Linked DNA regions of Homo sapiens: region 2 is linked to region 1. Evidence: read pairs that join two places in POLR2A ChIA-PET (ENCODE). Cell type or tissue: A673. All regions are shown on one strand. Region 1 overlaps INPP4B (inositol polyphosphate-4-phosphatase type II B). Region 2 overlaps INPP4B (inositol polyphosphate-4-phosphatase type II B).

Region 1 (5,000 bases):
CTAGTTTGCCAATCAAGTTGCATTTTTTTCTAAAGGAAATGTTGACACAGGATCCTTTCAGTGCCACTTGGCCAACCAGAAATCTCTGTGGCTGGCCAGTGGCGCCTCTGCCTGGGGCCTTGTTCAGCTCTGTGCTCACTGCTGGGCTTTCTCTGCCCACTTGGCCTGCTGCAGCCCGTGACTGGGCCCAACGTGCTACAATTGGCTTCCGCCTTGGGCACCAGCATCTGGACGAGGAGGGGAATCACAGCCATGCCCAAAACTCAAGAGATTCCAGCAACTGCGAAGCCCCAGGGGGTGTTATTTCTCTCTCTTCTTCCCCCAACCCCTGGTGTGGCAAATAGTGGGGGCATATTACAGCTTGTTCATGTTACAGCTCACGTTTGTTCCTGCCTCCTGCAGGGCAGTGAACAGAAACGTGTTTGGTCCCGCCACCCGTGGCTTGGCGGATAGGGGCATGTTACAGCTCTGGCTCAAGGAGTCCTAAGGTCTGGGCCTCCAGAAGTGTGACTGCTCTTTTTGCTCCCTCTGCCTGCAGCACAGTGAACAGAGGTGTGTGGCCCCCAGCGGTATTTTCTCCCCCACTACCCCTCAAGTGGGAGGGAGGGTTACAGTATTACAGCTCCTTTTGTTCCTGCCATGTGGCAGGTTCCAGGCTCTTGTCTCATATCCAAGAGGAATGAGGTACATGGACAACAGAGAGTGAGCAAGGCAGAGAAGAATTTTATTAAGCAACAGAAGAAAAGCTGTCAGTGGGGAGGGAACCCGAGAGTGGGTAGCCCTCTGTGTGAGAGGGAGCCCAAAAGCAGATAGTCCAATGGGTAGCTGAGTCTGGGGTTTTTATGGGATCAGAATGGAGGAATGCATGCTGATTGGTCCATGGGCAGGCCTGGAAAAAGCACCATTTGATTGTCTAAGAGACACCACGGAAGTTCTCACTAGGTCGTGGACTGTACCAGAACCTCAGCCTGGTTTTCAGGCTTCAGGCTGTCTTTTTGCTTAAGTTTGGGTTTCACTGGTGACCTGCCCTTGTCTGGCGAGGAATTTGTCTGTCTCCTGCCACTATCAGTGGTTACACATTGGTGTTACTTTGTGTTTATTCATTAAACTCTACCTATGTGAGTATGCAGGTTTCTTTCTGATAAAAATAAATCAACCATTTTTAAAAGTCAACTGACTAAAAGTTAACTGACTTTCCTCTATGTTCTGCCCTTTGATGATTGACTCTGCCTATCTCCTAAGGGTGCTTAGTGTCACTGTTTTTAAATTTCAGATTGCATTTTATTATTTGAGAATCTAGCTGTAAGTAATTTAACAGGAAATGTGAATATATGTAAATATCCATTAGACTTGCACCAGTATTTCTTCCCCTCTGGTACTTAGGAAGCAAAGACATCCTTAAGGTATACATGGGAGATTTGGGGTTATGAGGAGTAAAATAAATGCTGGTATTAATGGCTAAATTCTAAAAGATAAGATAATTGAGGGAGTATAATGAAAAGTAAACCCAAGGTATTTTGGACTAGAAAAATAACAGGACCAGAACTGACGTTAGAGAAGAAAAGCATCCTCCACCCCAAGTAAATATTAGGAATCAGTTAACTAGATTTTTGTTGTTGTTGTTGTTATTGCAAGTTTTAATCTGAGTCACTATTAATAAAGAAAATGGGAGAAGTGAAGAAGCTCTCATGGAAATGGTGAAATTCCTTTCTTTTTATAACTCCTCCAGCTGCTTTGGGAATTTGTGGATACTCAGACTTTTTTTTTTTTTTTTTTTTTTTTCATTTTTCCCAGGAAGTAGCAGACAGAGCATTAAGCAGCCTGCTGAGTTATAGGCTTTATTCTTAGGAGGTCTTAGAAGGCCAGAATTCTAGCTGGCTTTCAGGGGAGTGTTTGCCCCAGATGTAGATGCTCCCTAATAGATTTATCCTTTCACTATTTAAAAGTAGCTCACCATCAACACATGAAAAGGCAACCTATAGAACTGGAAAAATATTTGCAAACCATGTATCTGATAAGTGGCTAATATATAAAATATGTAAAGAACAACTCAATAGCAAAACAATAAAAAATAAAAAACAACAACAACAAATAATTCAGTTCAAGAAAGGGCAAAGGACCCGAACAGACATTTATCCAAAGAAGACATAGAAATGGCCAAAGGTATAGAAAAAATTGCCTAGCTTCACTGACAACAGGGAAATGCAAATTAAATCCACAATGAGATATTACCTCACACCTGTTAAATTGGCTATTATCAAAAAGACATGAGATAACAAGTGTTGGCAAGGGTGTGGAGAATAGGGAACCCTGTGTACTCTTACTGGGAATATAAATTGGCCAGCCAATATGGAAAACAGTATGGGGGTTCCTCAAAAATTTAAAAATAGAACTACCATATGACCCAGCAATTCCACTTCTGGGTATATATCCAAAGGGAACAAAGTCAGTATCTCAAGGAGATCTCTTCATGCCCATGTTCATTGCAGCATTATTCACAATACCCAAAACCCAAGACAGGGAAACAATCCGAGTATCCTCTGATGGATGAATTAATAAGGAAATTGTGAGAGAGCTATATACACATATGTACACATACATACAAGTATATGTATTTGTGTGTATCATACAAGTATATGTATGTGTGTATATGTGCGTGTATACATATATATGGTGAAATATTATTCAGGCAAAGAAAAGTAAGAAATTCTGTCATTTGCAACAAAATGGATGAACCTTGAGGGCATTATGCTAAGTCAGACAGAGAAAGACAAATACTTTATGTTCTCACATGCGGAATCTAAAAAAGTCAAACTCATAGAAACAGAACAGAATTAGAATGGTATTTGGCAGGGGCTGAGGGGAGGAGGAAATGGGAAGATGATGATCAAAGGGTACAGACTTTCAGTTATAAATAAGTTCTGGGGATCAAATGTGCAGCATAGTGAAAATAGCTAACAATACTATATTGTATAATTAAATGTTATTAGGAGAGTAGATCTTGAATGCTCTCATCGCACACACAAAAAGGTAACTAAGGTGATGGACAGGTTAAATAGCTGGTTCGTGGTAATCATTGCACAGTGTATACATACATCAAAACCTCAAGTTGTGCACAGTAACTGTATTTAATTTTTATTGTCAATTATACCTCAATAAAGCTGGAAAAAAAATGAACTCATTGGACCAACTGAGTTAATGTAGTCCAATACAAAAAAAACAAAAATAAAAAATAGTTGAATTCAGTACCTGTAATAAAGACAAGACCATCCAGTTAACTTACACTGTTGAATTATATGATATTTATCTACAAGTCTTTCTTTCCTTGTATATATGAGAACCCTATTTTGCTATAACATCATAACATATAGGTAATATATTGTAACAAAATATACTATTATTTTTCCTTTTTAATTTCTGCAAAACAGAATATGAGAGATAAAAGCGAGAAAGGAAAGATTTGGTCTTTTAGAAAACATTCCTTCGTTTTCAACGAATGCATCAATTGTTTCAGGCTTCTCTGACTTTAATGTACTTAGGGATCACCTAAGGATTTTATGAAATGAGGATTCTAATTCTGAATTCTAATCCAGTGGTCTGGGGCAGGACTTAAGAGTCTGCATTACTAACAAGCTCCCAAATGATTCCAGTGCTGCTGATACAACAATCTCGTTTTAAGGATCAGGAAAAGAGAGAACAAAGCATATGACCCCAACTAATTAAACCAGACAAGACTCACGTGGCCCCTGCTCAGCACCTGTGATCGGAGTGGGTCCTAGATTGGCTCTTCCATGTAATCTGTCTCTGTTTTATATATTTTCATTGCAATTGCATGTCTGCGGTTTTAGAAGGTTTTTTTTTTGTTTTTTTTTTTTTTTTTGAGACGGAGTCTTGCTCTGTCGCCCAGGCTGGAGTGCAGTGGCGCGATCTCGGCTTACTACAAGCTCCGCCTCCTGGGTTCACGCCATTCTCCTGCCTCAGCCTCCCACGTAGCTGGGACTATAGGCACCCGCCACCACGCCTGGCCTTTTTTTTTTTTTTTTAATTTTTAGTAGAGACGGGATTTCGCCTTGTTAGCCAGGTTGGTCTCGATCTCCTGACCTCGTGATCAGCCCTTCTTGGCCTCCCAAAGTGCTGGGATTACAGGCGTGAGCCACTGCGCAGGGCCCCATTTTAGAAGGTTTTAAACAAGAAAGCATTGTCTAGGCACAGATCTGTTATGATCTAATTGTGAGACTTGGGACCAGTCATTTAACCACCAATAGCCTCAGTTTTCTTAACTTTACATGAAAATGGTTAAATTAAATTACTTTTAAAGGTTTATCTAGCTCAAACACCCCTTTTCCTTTTTTAAGCAACTTTTTTTTTAACTATATATGCTTTTTTTTCCCCCTTTAATAAGTGTACTCATTTCTCAAGGACATTGAGAACTATTTCTCTCTTGCTTTATAAAAGCCTTTAATGCTTTTCTATCCCATTGCTGTTTTCATGAATATTGATATGCCCATGAAGGCTACTAACTTAATTATTATTACAAAATCTGTACTAAATGTCTAGCTGTAGTTACCTCCACCTTTGGTTTTATTTTAAACGGAAAATAAAGCCAAGAATAAAGGGTCTCATTATAGTGTCATATATTTTTTCTTTTTTAAAAAATAAAATCATCTGAGGTCCCTGAAACATGGTATAATATAAGCACAGATTGTCATGTTAAATAGCTTGGTTTGGAATAAGCTATGAAATAAAAATTATGCAAGACAGCTGTACTAAAAATTAGCTTTTCTTAAGAAGGCTACATTGTCTGTATGGAAAATACACTTAAGGAAACCTCTATTGGCTTAATTGGAGCACATTTTTAAAATTCCTTAATGGATGATTTTCCAAGTTTAGACTTCAACACAGAAACCCTGGTTATGAGCCTATTTATGGGTCAGGGGATGCACTGACAACCTTAGGTTTTCCCCCTCCACCCCCCACCCCCCCAGCTTTGTGGTACATTC
Region 2 (5,000 bases), 67 kb before region 1:
GGGCTTCCAGAAATTTCCATAGACAATTAGTTTATAGAACTCTAGCAAACATCTCCATGATATTCGGCAATATATATGTATAAAATTTAATGCTGGATGTCAGCTCTAAAAATGAATTCTGAGGCATTGAAATATCCTGTGCACTGCATCCTGAGCTAGTAATTTTATAGCCTCAAATCCATCATATTTAGAGTTTCTTTCATTAGTTTTCAAGTGATTCTGAGGAAAAAAAAAATCATAGCTGAACATCTAAAAACAAATGGACACTATCAGAGCATGATTTTCAATTGAATCATTACAGAAAGGAAATAAATGGAAGCATAAGATTACCACATGGTTCTTTCGGAGAAAATAGCTTCATTTTAATTTGATGAGTCAATATCTTAGATTATTTGCATAAATTACAAGTTATATTTATTAAGTGTATTTTAAATTAACTAACCCTAAAGAAGGGTTCTGTAGATAATAAAAATAAACTTTTTCAAGGCAGCTCTGACAATGATGCAGGTTCATTTACTATCAGCAGTTGTATCACTTCCTTAAGGCCCTGGGCCATGTTGTTGCCCAAGAGCAGGATTTGACAATTCAGATCTCTTCTAATAGAACTATTTCCTTGAAAAACAGACTCAGGCACACTTTCTGCATTCTCATGTGTCACTTGCGTGCTGCCAACTACAGTTGCTGCCTTATTGAATCAAAGTTGTCTGCTTGTGCTGTTACAGGGAACAAGGGACCCACTGTTTTTGACTGGTGTCACATTCCCATCTGAGTATCCCATCTATGAGGAGACCAAAATAAAACTAACAGTCTATGATGTCAAGGATAAGTCTCATGACACCGTAAGTACTGGTACTTCTTTCTTTCTTTGGGAAAAAGTTATGCTTTTCCACACGATTGGATTTTTTGTGTAACTGACATTTTTCAAAGAGGATATTTGCACCGTGTTCATGATTGTCTTATGTTTATCGTTTGTTGTTTTTTTCCCAAATATGTTTGTCTCGTTGCCAAATTGGCAATTGGTTAGGAGCAAAAGTTTTTGGAACAGATTTTTCTTTTTCAGGAGAGCTGACTTGATCTTTTGGTTTACATTTTGTTGTTGTTGTTTTCAGCAGAGTGGTAATATTGTGGGTAGAAAGCAAATGGAAATTAGGCAATATTTAAAACTTTCTTGATAGTGTAATTATTCTAAAATAGGGGATTGACAAAGTGCTCTACTTTTACAATGTATTGCATACCGTATAGAGAGAAACTGACTACATTTTTCTTGATGTTGTTACTGGCACCAAAGCAAACAGAAGGTAATTGGAAACAGTAGGAAGAAACGTTAACTGCTCTCTTTTCAAGAAGGCCAGGCAAAATCCCAGTGGTCTTTTGTCCTAAATTCTTCAATCTTCCTAACTGGTCTGCATATTCCTCCAATTGCATCATCCTTCCTGGTTAGGCACTATAGAGGACACTCTTAAAATTCTTGGACAGGAGAAAATGCTATTGGGGAGGTAATGAAAAGGGGAAGGCAGTTCTCTCCTTTAAATTTCTTCCATTAGCATGAATTTGTATGTGTCTTCAAGGCAGGGAGCTATGAGAGACTTGAAGGTCAATATTGTAGCATGAGGCAGTAAACTCTTTAATGGCAGGTGGACCAGTGGGTTCCAGGAGAGTTCTGGTTGAAGCTAAGGGATGCTGCTGGACCTGGGGAATCCCACAGTGCCTTGTATAGGGAAAATGTCACTTTGAACTCTGCCCTCACTTCGGCATTTCTGTTTTGCTCATGACTTTCTCTTCTTTCCATTCTTTACCACAAAACTTAGTCTAATAGTGGGAACATTTAATGGAAAAAAATATTCTATATTGAAGGGATTTCTATGCATCTTAGCCCCAGAAAAGTTCATTTCTTTAAAATTGCAGAACAAAGACTCAAGTAAATGCACAGCATATGTACATGGAAACAAAACAGTTGTGGCTATCTGGTACAATTCTTAAGAAGGCAGATTCTGAGCCATATTTTCTGATTCCGTTCCATATACTGGCTTTGGGAGAGGAAATTCTTGGTTCCCTTGTTTCATCTTTTAAAATATTTACCTAATGGGATTGTTGTAAGGATTAAATTAATTAATATACGTAAAGTGTTACTGACTGTTACAGAGTAATTAATAAGGGTAAGTTACTGCTATTATTGCTGTTATTGTTTTGGCAGCTGCCTCATGCTTTCTTATAAATAGTAAAAATCAATTAAGGGAGTATTAACCAAAATAATTTTCTATATTTACTAATTTTGTTTTTTCTCAAGTGACCCTACATTTGCTGTTTATTACTTCTTTGAACAAAAAAGGTAAAAATTTGGGTTAAAACTGGCAACTGAAAAATATTTGCCTGGGAGTTTTGTCTTTTCCTTTCCAACTTCTTTGGTTTTTGAGGTAATGTGAAAAAGGAGTAGACTGCAGCTGGGATATTTAGACCAGCTTTGATAAATTATGCCCAGAGCTCTCACCCACGGTTTTTTGTTGCTGTTTTTGTTTTCAACCTTTTGCCAGAGGAGAGAGAGAAGTGGAGGAAAAGGTGAAAGAATCATAAAGTTGGGGAGGAGGGAGATATAGTTCAAGTGGAAGGTGGGAGTGGGTGATGCAACTGTGCAGAGAAATGATCAGGACAAAAGGAAAAGCAGAGGAGAAACTATAGGATTTTACGTTCTGCAAAGCCGCTGATTAAATTTAATTCTCCAACAGTCCGAAGACATAGGGTGGGGCATGGAAAGGGCTGAGTTATAGGAACACTGTGCTACAGAAGTGAAAATGTTGCCCCTAAATTCTTGGGTTTGTGAAGTATTTAGAAGTATCAGAGTTAGAAATATTACATGCCAAATGTGTTTCTATCTCCTTCAATCTCCTTCATTTAAAATGTGCATGAATGTTAATGCTTTGGAGATAGACAACTAATGTACTCATTAATTATGCTTTTTGTTGACTTTAGTTCTGGAAACTAATTATTTGGGGTCTTTTAAAGACTTTCTTCCTTGATCAGAGGTGTTATGGCGTAAAAGTATGGAATGAACTGGAACCCCTACTGTGAAGTAAGACTTGTGAAATTTGAACATACTTAAGAAATACACCCAGATTGCATTTATCAAGCACTGTTGATTAAGGCATAACCTCTTCCTTAACATAGCTTTGGTGATGGAAGTGTACATAGAAACACAGTAGATTAATATGCTAATAGTTCCTATGGACATGTGGTCTTTATCTTTGCCCCTTTCTTTCATTTCTTAAGTTTTTCTTTAAAGTGAATGATGGAGGAAGGCAGCAAGTGGCTTAAAGTACAGCTTATAATTATAAGCACTTAACCTAAATATATTAAGATCATAATATTCTAAAGGCATAAGAGATGAGATGGTGAATATTTGTATGTTTTGGAAGGTTAATAAATTGTGTGCATGTGTTTTAAGATAGTTTAAATATTTGGTCCTAGCAAACCATTGATCATACTAGACTGATTCAGGACGATCAGATCTTCTATATTGGTTGAATACTAATTAGTTGAGTCAGATGACTAAATTGCTTGTGTTTTCCTATTGAGCTTATTACTTGGAGATAACCGGTGAAATAAACACGTTACTTTGCCATTTCATATCATTTGCATACATATTTGTACTAGATGTTTTTAAAGAGAAATGATGGCCTTTTCTCTGTGCTCTTGATGCAGATGTTACCTCACTAACTAGTTGTTCTTGTGCTCCTCTAAAAAACTGGATCTAGGATTGATTATCTTAGTAACTTCAGCAGAAATGCAATTAATCATCATAACAAATGAGAAGAGTCTAACTGTTGATTCAGCATAACTATTGTTTCCTTCTACTACATCCTTCATCCTTCCCATTCACTGCCATAAGTTGGCAGACGGATACAGAATGCTTAGCAGGTGGGGGAGGGGTGGGGCATATGGAGTGAAGGGTCTTTATGTATTAGTATTAGAGTGATCTTTTGATTATTTTCCTCACTATAAGGAAATTATTTCCTCAGGATGAGCTGCCATAACATTCCACTGTCTGATGGCAATTTTAAAGCCTGAAATTGAAGCCCATGGCTAGGCTATGAGAACCCTAGTTCGTATAGTAAAGTTGATATCTTCTGGATGTATACTAATTTTAGGCTTTATTTTAAAACTGCTGGAAACTGAAACTTAGACAAAAGTATTTTCAGGACATCATTTACAATGTTTAGCCCTAAAGAGTCAAGCTGTGGGATTCTGAGTCTTTCATATGTTACAGCAGAAACTTAAAAGCAAGAGGAAATTGGCTGGGCACAGTGGCTCTGTAATCCCAGCACTTTGGGAGGCTGAGGTGGGTGGATCATGAGGTCAAGAGATTGAGACCATCCTAGCCAACATGGTGAAACCCCATCTCTACTAAAAATACAAAAATTAGCTGGGCGTGGTGGCACACGCCTGTAATCCCAGCTAGTCAGGAGGCTGAGGCAGGAGAATATCTTGAACTTGGGAGGCAGAGGTTGCAGTGAGCCAAGATTACATCACTGCACTCCAGCCTGGTGACAGAGCGAGACTCCGACTCAAAAAAAAAAAAAAAAAAAAAAAAAAGCAAAAGGAAATTTAGAAAGGAAAAGAACATCACCATAAAACTTTGTCTCTTTTTCCCATTCATCCCATGCAACATGGTGCTGTGGAAGATATTGATGAGTAAGCCTCTTCCAACACCCTCTGAGGACAGCCATCAAATCTGCAAACATATATTAGGTCACAAAATTATTTTTATTTTTGCCCATGGTAGAAATTTGAATTTCTACTCTATTTTGCAGAAGTATACATTGACACCCCTCTTTTTGCTCTGAAAGTAATAAATGTTTGTGGTACCATCAGCTTGTTAAATTCTTTGCTTATAGGACAGAAACTGGTATCCAGTAGACACCGAGCGTTTCTCAGGGAAGGATGTAGTCCTAAGACATTTTTTTACTGCCAGTTACTAGCAACCCTGTATTTGAAACTTTCAGAAA

Evidence for each region. Peaks named below come from ENCODE experiments on the same cell type or tissue, not always from the same donor. Only the 100,000 strongest peaks of a DNase experiment are listed, where the experiment ranks them.
Region 2: POLR2A ChIA-PET joins it to region 1 with 5 read pairs; 9 of 35 experiments call an interaction of 5 or more read pairs at or near these places.

What each region holds. Positions count from the first base shown.
Region 1 is chr4:142,331,891-142,336,890 of GRCh38, reverse strand. All of the region lies in intron 7 of INPP4B (inositol polyphosphate-4-phosphatase type II B), which reads left to right. Among named protein-coding and RNA genes, the nearest start is that of INPP4B, 510 kb to the left of the region's middle. In A673, no CTCF peak of the experiment used is centred here; no DNase peak of the experiment used is centred here.
Region 2 is chr4:142,398,777-142,403,776 of GRCh38, reverse strand. It overlaps INPP4B (inositol polyphosphate-4-phosphatase type II B), which reads left to right. Exons shown (of 26, transcript NM_001101669.3): 7 at 723-839. Among named protein-coding and RNA genes, the nearest start is that of INPP4B, 450 kb to the left of the region's middle. In A673, no CTCF peak of the experiment used is centred here; a DNase peak (open chromatin) is centred at 616; H3K4me3 peaks cover 800 bases; H3K27ac peaks cover 2,854 bases.